2 separate regions of the Homo sapiens genome follow, and region 2 is linked to region 1. Evidence: read pairs that join two places in POLR2A ChIA-PET (ENCODE). Cell type or tissue: HepG2. All regions are shown on one strand. Links, peaks and the distances in the headings refer to the core of each region. The heading gives the core; the rest is flanking DNA. Region 1 has its middle 17 kb from the start of LINC01816. Region 2 holds the start of PCYOX1 (prenylcysteine oxidase 1).

Region 1 (5,369 bases), core at 276-5,275:
GAGTAAAAGAAGTGGAAGTTTTTTAAATATAACATCTCATTTCTCACTCTGTCACCCAGGCTGGAGTGCAGTGGCATGATCTCAGCTCACTGCAACCTCTGCCTCCCAGGTTCAAACGATTCTCCTGCCTCAGCCTCCCGAGTAGCTGGGATTACAGGGGCGTGCCACCATGCCAGGCTAATTTTTGTTGTTGTTTTTGTTTTTGGTTTTTGAGATGGAGTTTCGCTCTTGTTGCCCAGGCTGGAGTGCAGTGGCGCGATCTCAGCTCACTGCAACCTCTGCCTCCCAGGTTCAAGCAATTCTCCTGCCTCAGCCTCGCGAGTAGCTGGGATTATAGGCATGCACTACCACGCCCTTCTAATTTTGTATTTTTAGTAGAGACGGGGTTTCTCCATGTTGGTCAGGCTGGTCTCGAACTTCCAACCTCAGGTGATCCGCCCACCTCAGCCTCCCATAGTGCTGGGATTACAGGCGTAAGCCACCATGCCTGGCCTTAATTTTTGTATTTTTAGTAGAGGTGGGGTTTCACCATGTTGGCCAGACTGATCTTGAACTCCTGACCTCAAGTGATCCTCCCACCTTGGCCTCCCAAAGTGTTGGGATTACAGGCGGGAGCCACTGTGCCTGGCTTTGTTTCTTATTACTAGAATGTAAGCTTCATGAGAGCAGAGTCCACATATCTTTTGTTCATAACAGCCATAGAGCTGGCCGGGCATGGAGGCTCACACCTGTAATCCCAGCACTTTGAAAGGCCAAGGTGGGCGGATCACGAGGTCAGGAGATCGAGACCATCCTGGCCAACATGGTGAAACTCCATCTCTACTAAAAATACAAAAATTAGACAGGTGTGGCAGCACATGCCTGTAATCCCAGTTACTTGGGAGGCTGAGGCAGGAGAATCACTTGAACCCAGGAGGCAGAGGTTGCAGTGAGTTGAGATCGAGCCACTGTACTCCAGCCTGGAGACAGACCTAGACTCCGTCTCAGAAAAAAAAAAAAAAAATAGCCATAGAGCTTAAGAAACAGTGCCTCCACATTGTAGTTTCTCAATAAAAGTTTTTAAATGAATGAAGGAATAATGGCACAAAGCAATGCTATTATTTTAGTGTTATTAATTTGTAACAGGCGCCGGGCGCAGGGGCTCACTCATGCCTGTAATCCCAGCATTTTGGGAGGCCAAGGTGGGTGGATCACCTGCACTCAGGAGTTTGAGACCAGCCTGGCCAACATGGTGAAACCTCGTCTCTACTAAAAATACAAAAATTAGCCAGGCGTGGTGGCGTGTGCCTGTAATCCCAGCTACTCGGGAGACTGAGGCAGGAGAATTGCTTGAACCCAGGAGGTGGAGGTTGCAGTGAGCCGAGATTGCATCATTGTACTCCAGCGTGGGCGACAGAGCAAGACTCTGTCCCCCTCAAAAGAAAAAAAGAAAGAGAGAGAGAGAAGAAAGAAAGAAAAGAGAGAGAAAGAAGGAGAGAAAGAAGGAGAGAGAAGGAAAGAAAGAAAGAAAGAAGGAAAGAAAAGAAAGAAAGAAAGAAAGAAAAAGAAAATGAGCAAAGGAAGGATTTGGTGGCAAGGAGGTCATTGGTGATCTTAGTGAGTGTGGGGAGTATCTTTGTTGGGCTGGGGCGAAAGCCGCCTGTGATGGTTGAGGAGAGGTGACAATATGCAGACTGCCTCTGGGCTACTCCTTCAAGAAGCTTAGCAGGGCCAGGCGGTGGTTCACACCCACAATCCCGGCACTCTGGGAAGCCAAGGCATGAGGATCACTGGAGCCCAGGAGTTCAAGACCAGTGTAGGCAACATGCTGAAATCCTGTCTCTTACAAAAAATACAAAAATTAGCTGAGTGAGGCTGGGTGCGGTGGCTCATGCCTGTAATCTCAGCATTTTGGGAGGCCGAGACAGGCGGATCACTTGAGGTCAAGAGTTCAAAACCAGCCTGACCAACACAGTAAAAATCCATCTCTACTAAAAATACAAAAATACAAAAATTATTGCACCACTGCACTCCATCCTGGGTGAAAGAGTGAGACTCCATCTCAAAAAAAAAAAAAGAAAAGAAAAGAAAAGAAATGAAATTAGCTCAGTGTGGTGGCTGGCGCCTGTAGTCCCAGCTACTCCAGGGGCTGAGGTGGAAGGATTGCTTTAGCCTGGGAGTTCGAGGCTGCAGTGAACCGTGATTGCGCCACTGCCCTCCAGCCTGGGCGACAGAGCGAGACCTTGTCTCAAAAAAAAAAAAAAAGAAGAAGAAGAAGCCACTAAGCTAAGAGGTAGGTACTAAGTTGAAGGGGAGACAGAATGGAGATAAGGATTTGGGTTTTTTAGGTGGTAGTGACACAAGGATGTTCATAAGCTGAAGAAGAAAAGACCAACAAACAGACTAAACATTTGAGAATGAGACAGAGGAAAAAGCATACGGAGCAAAGCACAGAGGTCACAGGGTGTGTGGCCAGCAGTGGTGGGGACGCTGCTAGCTTTCTCTGAAGTGGGAGAAAAGGAGTGTTCCTTTCCCTGCACTTTCTCAACCACACTGACTGAGGAAGGACAGAGGGGGCCCAGAGAGCAGTGGGGGTGTCCAATCACTGTTCTTGGGCCTGGAAACTGTTGGGGCTGTGGACCCCAGAGTACTGAAGGACTGCTGGACGGAGCGTATGGCTCCATCTGAGCCTGTAAATCATAAATCTACCTGGTCAAAGAGTAAAGGCCTCAAAGGTTCTGAGTTAATTGGTCTGGTTTTTGACCTGAGCATCAGAAATTTTTTAAGCTCCCTGAGTGAGTCTAACATGCAGCCATGGTTGAGAACCACTGGGGTTAAGAAGTGAATTGAGACGTATGGAGACTTAAATCTCCAACCCTGGGTGGGAGGACAAGGAGAGGCTCTGCCGCCCTGGCTGGAATAGTGGGGCCCTGTTTGGGTTGTGGACGTCCCTTCAGTCACAGGAGGATGAATTCCTGCCTTGTTCCTTTGGTCGGATCTGAATTCTTCCCCAACCTCCCGCCCTAACTGATAGCATACAGGGCTTCCCAGACAGAGACCATCAGCCCCTAGGGTGGCAGAGAAAGGCCAGGTTCAGGAATGTGACATTAATTATGACAAACAATATGTTCTCCCACTTAAGAACTAAGCCTGGTTGGCTGCGCATGTGCGCGCGCGTGCTTGTGTGTGGGTGTGTGGTGGGGTATGTGTGTGTCCGGGGCTGCCGATTCAACTGAAAAACAAAAGCGGCTCTGAGTCTGAAGCTAAGGTTTAACAAGTGACCAAGATGACTCATGCTGCTTGGCTGCAAAGGCCACAGGGCTGCCACCCCCAGCGGGGCGGGGCCTGGGTGGGAAGAGTCACAGGTACAGAGGCTCCTGTGACATTCACACTCTGCCCCTGCATCGGCTGCCTTTGGGGCCAAATACTTTTGTGAAAATTAAGACAGAAGGCCGGGTGCGGTGGTTCACGCGTGTAATCCCAGCACTTTTGGAGGCCGAGGCAGGCGGATCACGAGGTCAAGAGATGGAGACCATCCTGGCCCACATGGTGAAACCCTGTTTCTACTAAAAATACAAAAATAGGCAGGGCGTGGTGGCTCACGCTTGTAATCCCAGCACTTTGGGAGGCTGAGGCGGGCAGATCACGAGCTCAGGAGATCGAAATCATCCTGGCTAATACGGTGAAACCCCGTCTCTACTAAAAATACAAAAAATTAGCCGGGTGTGGTGGCACGTGCCTGTAGTCTCAGCTACTCAGGAGGCTGAGGCAGGAGAATTGCTTGAACCCAGGAGGTGGAGGTTGCAGTGAGCCAAGACTGCGCCACCTCACTCCAGCCTGGCAACAGAGTGAGACTCCATCTCAAAAAAAAAACAAAAACAAAAACAAAAAGTAACTGGGTGTGGTGGCCCGCACCTATAGTCCCAGCTACTCGGGAGGCTGAGGCAGGAGAATCACTTGAACCCAGGAGGCGGAGGTTGCAGTGAGCCGAGATCGTGCCACTGTACTCCAGACTGGCGACAGAGCCAGACTCCCTCTCAAAAAAAACAAAAAACAAAAAAGAACCAGAAAATGTAACTTTCTTCCTATGGTCATAAATCTGGTGTAAGCAGGCAAGTCAAAGCGATGTTGAAGCCAATGGATCTTGCAAAGGCATGGCAATGTTTGCACAAGGATGGGATATAGTAAGTTAAAATACATTGGCTTTTTCCAAACGGGCTCAAACTGGAAGAGAAGGTCTAAGCAGAGCATGTGCTGCTGTCAGGAGGGTTCCTCAGCAGGAGACAGGGCACCCCAGGGGTGCATATTTAATAAAAACTTACAATATGCAGGTTTTGGGACATGAAGGAAACATTTAACCTGTCCTGTCCAACACGGCAGCCACTTGTCACATGCGGCAGTTGAATACTTGGAATATGGCTAGTCTGAATAAAGATGTAAAACATACGCCGGATTTTAGACTTAGTACAGGGGTGGGAAAGAGTTTAAAATAGCTCAGTATAGGCCGGGCACAGTGGTTCACACCTGTAATCCCAGCACTTTGGGAGGCCAAGGTGGGCAGATCACCTGCAGTCAGGAGTTTGAGACCAGCCTGGCCAACATGGCAAAACCCTGTCTCTAATAAAATTACAAAAATTAGCTGGGAATGGTTGCGGGCGCCTGTACTTCCAGACACTCGGGAGGCTGAGGCAGGAGAATTGCTTGAACCTGGGAGGAAGAGGTTGCAGTGAGCTGAGATCACACCACTGCACTCCAGCCTGGGAGACATAGAGACTCCGTCTCAAAAAAAAAAAAAAACCTCTCTCTCCATGTATATATCTGTGTGTGTGTGTGTGTGTGTGTGTGTGTGTATTTTTTGTTTGTTTTGTTTTCACGGCTCACTGCAGCCTCAAACCTCTGGGCTCAAGTGTTCCTCCTGCCTCAGCCTCCTGAGCAGCTGGGACTACAGGCGCTCACCACCATGCCAAGCTAACCTTTTACTTTTTTGTAGAGATAGGTTCTTGCTATTATGTCCAGGCTGGTCTCGAGCTCCTGGGCTAAGGTGATCCTCCTGCCTTGGCCTCCCAAAGTGCTGGGATTAATAAACCACCATACCTGGCCAAACTCAATAATTTATTAATACTTTAAAAATACTGACTACGAGCTGGGCACAGTGGCTCATGCCTGTAATCCCAGCACACTTTGAGAGGCTGAGGAAGGCAGATCACTTGAGGTCAGGAGTTCAAGACCAGCCTGGACAACATGGCAAAACCCCGTCTCTACTAAAAATACAAAAATTAGCTGGGCATAGTGGCACACACCTTTAATCCCAGCTACTCGGGAGGCTGAGGCAGGAGAATCACTTGAACCTGGGAGGCAATGGTTGCAGTGAGCCAAGATCCCGCCACTGC
Region 2 (5,369 bases), core at 297-5,296, 150 kb after region 1:
CAGTATATGTTTAGAGAAGTGTTAAGAGAACCGGGCACAGTGACTCACGCCTGTAATTCCAGCACTTTGGGAGGCCGAGGTGGGCGGATCACCTGAGGTCGGGAGTTCGAGACCAGCCTAACCAACACGGAGAAACCCCATCTCTACTAAAAATACAAAATTAGCTGGGTGTGGTGGCGCTTCCCTATAATCCCAGCTACTCAGGAGGCTGAGGCAGGAGAATTGCTTGAACCCGAGAGGCGGACGTTGCCGTGAGACTGCGCCATTGCACTCCAGCCTGGGCAACAAGAGCGAAACTTCGTCTCAAAAAAAAAAAAAAAAAGAAAGAAAGAAAAAAAAAGAGAAGTGTTAAGAGAAGGAAAATGATTTTGAGTCTCTAGGGGTGGCAAATTATGGGAAGGCAAATACGCGATAGAAAAAGGCTCATTAATGAAGTTTGTCATGTAGATTCCTGGCTGATAAAGGTTTGTCAAAAGACAAAATTACAACTAATTTAGTTTAAAGAGCATAATTGGCTTTTAGTTGCGATTGTAGAATTGTGCAACACCTCATTTTATAAAATCGAATGAGTGTTCCTATGAGTTGAGTGGAGGAGGTTGGCTTTCAGAAAGGGCTGAAGAAAGCAGAAACAGAAAAGTGCATTGGTTGTTTCGAGGTTACTTTCCTTGAAAAGTTTAAAGCAGAGGGTATTTCCTTATCATGTCACTTCAAACTGGTCTGTCGGGAATTTGGCTATTATTTTTCTTTCTCCTGATTTCTTAGAAAGTCAGATCGACAACTTAGTTTTGACCTTGTGATGTGGAACATGAGTGACTTGAGTGACTCCATTTTGGTTTAGTCTGTTGGGCCTAGTCTAGTGCAGGAGCTCAGTCCAAACCAATGGCTTCCTATGAATTTTATTTAACAGGCGTAAAATTGTCTTTAGTGATTAACCTTTGTCCTTCCAGGCAGTGTGGGAAGAGGGATACCTTTGCCTTTTAAAATTTATGTCCTGCTTTACTTCAGACATTACACTAAATAGGAGTGTTGAGTATAAAAATGAATTCACAATTAAAGTTGTTAAATTATTTGTATATAACTTTAAAAGGAGTTTTTTTGAAGCTTTGTAATTACATTGAAAGTATATTTGTTTCCTTGAAAACAATTTTTTGAAAAGTGAATAATAATATAATACAGCTTTCAAATTACTTTATGCTGTTACTTTATTTCTATTGTATTCACATGTGAAAGTATGTGATCAGTTGTTGCTGTATCAGAGATATTAGAGATTCTTTATTAGTTGGGCATTCTTTATGACCTTTTCTATAAAAGAGTAAGGACATTAAAATGTAAGATGCATGATAAAAATATAAGTAGCGAGGCTCATTGTAGTTAGCCTAAATTAAGTAATGTTTAAGGTAGGTGTTCATGGCCAGGCGCGGTGGCTCACACCTGTAATCCCAGCACTTTGTGAGGCCGAGGCGGGTGGATCATGAGGTCAGGAGATCGAGACCATCCTGGCTGACACACTGAAACCTCGTCTCTACTAAAAATACACAAAATTAGCCAGGCACGGTGGCGGGTGCCTGTAGTCCCAGCTACAGGCTGAGGCAGAAGAATTGCTTGAACCCGGGACGTAGAGTTTGCAGTGAGCTGAGATCGCACCACTGCACTCCAGACTGGGCAACAGAGCGAGACTCCGTCTCAAAAAAAAAAAAAAAAAGTAAGTGTTCAGAGTAATACTTTTCTACATTATACTGAGAGAAATTATAAATTATAAAGTATATCAAATTATATTATTTTACTAATTTTACTTTTATGTAATAAAATGCAATATATTTAAAAATTGTTAAAAAAATAAAATTTATGTCCTGCTTTTAGGCAAATGGGGAAGGCGGAGAACTTTCCACCCACGTATCTACATCGTATCTACATCTTCTCAATTGTCTTCGGCTTGAAATAATCCTTAGGCTAAAGAGGCGTATTTTGGGGTGGCACATTCTGGTGTCCTTACAGGTACACTACTTTTATTCATGTCTGTTACTACTATTACACCCCCTTCACCTTGGGCCACCCCATCCTCAGTCTCCCTCATTTTTCTTTACAGTTAGCACCATTTACCCATTCACGGAGAACCTTACAGTTCTCGCAACAGGGTGATCACTCAGTAAGTACTGTTGTCCCTTTGGTCTGTTTCTGGCAGCGATTAGCTGTGCGCATTCTTTGAGAGGAGCGACGGAGGGAACAGAAGAGGGTACTAGTGAAGAACTAAGGTGCTTCACCCAAATAGATAGGGAAGGAGGAGGAGAGCTGAGGCGAGCCTCAGCTTCTGCCTTTTTTTTTTTTTTTTTTTTTTTGAGACGGAGTCTGGCTCTGTCTCCCAGGCTGGAGTGCAGTGGCGCAATCTCGGCTCACTGCAAGCTCCGCCTCCCGGGTTCACGCCATTCTCCTGCCTCAGCCTCCCGAGTAGCTGGGACTACAGGCGCCCGCCACTATGCCGAGCTAAATTTTTGTATTTTTAGTAGAGACGGGGTTTCACCGTGTTAGCCAGGATGGTCTCGATCTCCTGACCTCATGATCCACCCACCTCGGCCTCCCAAAGTGCTGGGATTACAGGCTTGAGCCACCGCGCCCGGCCAGCTTCTGCCTTCGATGTCTTCTGAAGGAGGGTGGGCTTCGAGGCGGCAGGATGTGCTTAGGGCACTGAGTGGCCCAGAGTGGGGAGCTCCTGCAGGGTTGAGAGGACCGGCGGGGCGAGGTCGGGGCGGGGCTCGCAGGACCTGGGCGGGGCTCGCAGGGGCTGGGCGGCCTGGGGGCGGGGCTGGGCGGAGCGCGCAGCCGCGCAGCGGTGGGAGGACTGCGGGGCTCTTGAGGCCAGCTGCAGAGCTTGTGGAGGCCATGGGGCGCGTCGTCGCGGAGCTCGTCTCCTCGCTGCTGGGGTTGTGGCTGTTGCTGTGCAGCTGCGGATGCCCCGAGGGCGCCGAGCTGCGTGCTCCGCCAGATAAAATCGGTAGGCGAGAAGGGGGCGGCGCGGGAAGGTGCTGGAGCGCGCCCCGCGCCGGGCGGCCGCTGCGCAGTGCGCCCAGATCCCACAGCCGCGACGCAGTCCAGCGGTGCAGGCCGAGCCAGCTGCGCAGGTCGCGCTTTCCCCCATTCACACTTCAGGGCGGCTTTCAGCTCTGGTCGGAATAGGACTGTGCATTCCCAGGCGTGGAGAGGTGCCCACTTGAGGAATGGGCGTGGACGGGGACAGGGGCGGGCGGGCAGGCAGGCGCCTAGCGTACCTGTAGCCCCTGTCTCTTAGGTGTGGGGCTCCGGGGAGGCCTAGGTTTCTCTATCTTCCCGTTGAACACTGACCGTGAAGACTCCAGTGTTCTGGCTTGACCTGGGGCGCCCGGCCAGATTAACAGGCTCACGCAGGCACAGCACAGGGAGGAGTGCAAACAAGTTGACCCTGCCTGCTTCCCTTGGGAGGCTGAACCGCCTTCCCCCAGCTCCGCTTTGCTGAGGTCGGCCTGCTCTCAGAGGCCCTTGGCTTGCACAGTTTCTCCGCCTAGGACTAACACAGCTGCAGAAAGAATCTGTTCTCTTTCCACTGTCAAGAGCTCCAGTGTCAGGAGCCTTGGCTCTTTGCTTCCTGTCTCCCTCCCGCCCCCCTTTAAAGTTGTGTTCTTCGGTATCATTAACCTATCTACATTGAATCTAGACACAACAAAGCTAGGCATAAATGGCCGTCACTTTATTAAAAATGCGTGCTGGAAAGGTCCACCTCTAATGTGCCCGTGAGTTGGGCATCTGGAAGGGTGTGCAGGCCCCTTGGTTCCTCCATAAAGACCTGTGAGAATCTTTGGGCATCTGGAAAAAAAATCGAGTTAATGTCAATATGTTAATTAATCTACTGCTTTTGTCTGGGAACAGTGTCTGTCCAGATTCAGGGAGTTAGACCTTCGCTGCAGGTGTCACTCTTCCCCCACCAAATTGTTGGTAATAGCTTTGAGTAACAACCTCTGCTATTGATGGTCTTTCAAAAACAAAACAACTCACAGAGCTGGTAAAAGGGGAAAATATAATCTTCTGTTTTTTTCCCTCATAGCGATTATTGGAGCCGGAATTGGTGGCACTTCAGCAGCCTATTACCTGCGGCAGAAATTTGGGAAAGATGTGAAGATAGACCTGTTTGAAAGAGAAGAGGTCGGGGGCCGCCTGGCTACCATGATGGTGCAGGGGCAAGAATACGAGGCAGGAGGTTCTGTCATCCATCCTTTAAATCTGCACATGAAACGTTTTGTCAAAGACCTGGGTATGTAATTTTGGTCTTGGAGCTCACCAGATTACTGTGTGACATCCCCGGATATTTTTATCAGATGGAGAACTGAAATTTCTGCCTTGTTAATTGCCTTACAGAGACGTTGGTAAAACTGTTTTCCTCACTTTCTTGTTAGTTGGTACTGCCTGAGTTAGGAGCAGTTCTGCTGTAATGGGACACTAGTTGTCTGTATCTTCAGTTATCTGGAATTACAGCCATGGGGTGGGGGTGGGAATGGCTGCCATTGTCTTTTTTTTTCTTTTGAGGAGTTTCGCTCTTGTCGCTCAGGCTGGAGTGCAATGGTGCGATCTTGGCTCACTGCAACCTCTGCCTCCCGGGTTCAAGCGATTCTCCTGCCTTAGCCTCCTGAGTAGCTGGGATTACAGGTGCCTGCCACCACGCCCAGCTAATTTTTGTATTTTCAGTAGTGACGGGGTTTCACCATGTTGGCCAGCTGGTCTTGAACTCCTGACCTCAGGTGATCCGCCTGCCTTGGCCTTCCAAAGTGCTGGGATTACAGGGGTGAGCCACCGTGCCCGGCCTCTGTTGTCTGTTCTTAAAATTCTGGGTTTGTGTTAAAGAATCAGAGAAGGTTTGGAGATAGTCATCTCATTGTGATCATTTTGCAGCTGAGTAAATGAGACCCAGAGACTTGAATTGTCTGGCTCAAAGTCACTCACATATGGCCATGGCCAGGGTCAGTGGCTCATGCCTGTAATCCCAGCACTTTGGGAGGCCGAGGCAGAGGATCACTTGAGCCCAGGAGTTAGAAACCAGTCTGGGCAACATAGTGAGATCCTGTCTTTACTAAAAATAAAAAAGTTAGCCTGGTGTGATGGCACAAACCTGTAGTCCCAGCTTCTTGGGAGGCAGAGGCAGGAGGATCCCTTGAGCCTGGGAGATAGAAGCTGCAGTGAGCCTTGCATGCCACTGCACTCCAGCCTGGGCAACAAAGTGAGACCCTATCAAAACAAACCACCACCAACAAAACAAACTCCGTCACACAGCTGTGGATGCAGACACGTGCCTAGAACTTGGGATGTGCAACTGCTGCCCTGACAGCAGAGGAGCTGGATAGGTCATG

What was found. ChIA-PET counts read pairs that join two places held together with the same protein. Peaks named below come from ENCODE experiments on the same cell type or tissue, not always from the same donor. Only the 100,000 strongest peaks of a DNase experiment are listed, where the experiment ranks them.
Region 2: POLR2A ChIA-PET joins it to region 1 with 11 read pairs; 7 of 35 experiments call an interaction of 5 or more read pairs at or near these places.

What each region holds. Positions count from the first base shown.
Region 1 is chr2:70,105,761-70,111,129 of GRCh38, forward strand. No RefSeq gene overlaps it. Among named protein-coding and RNA genes, the nearest start is that of LINC01816, 17 kb to the right of the region's middle. In HepG2, for the core only: no CTCF peak of the experiment used is centred there; DNase peaks (open chromatin) are centred at 2,731 and 3,241; H3K4me3 peaks cover 1,161 bases.
Region 2 is chr2:70,255,288-70,260,656 of GRCh38, forward strand. PCYOX1 (prenylcysteine oxidase 1) reads left to right here and starts at 2,850. Exons shown (of 6, transcript NM_016297.4): 1 at 2,850-2,989; 2 at 4,073-4,279. The coding sequence starts at 2,878. RefSeq lists silencers at 2,706-2,835, 3,106-3,215. In HepG2, for the core only: no CTCF peak of the experiment used is centred there; DNase peaks (open chromatin) are centred at 2,784 and 3,384; H3K4me3 peaks cover 2,304 bases.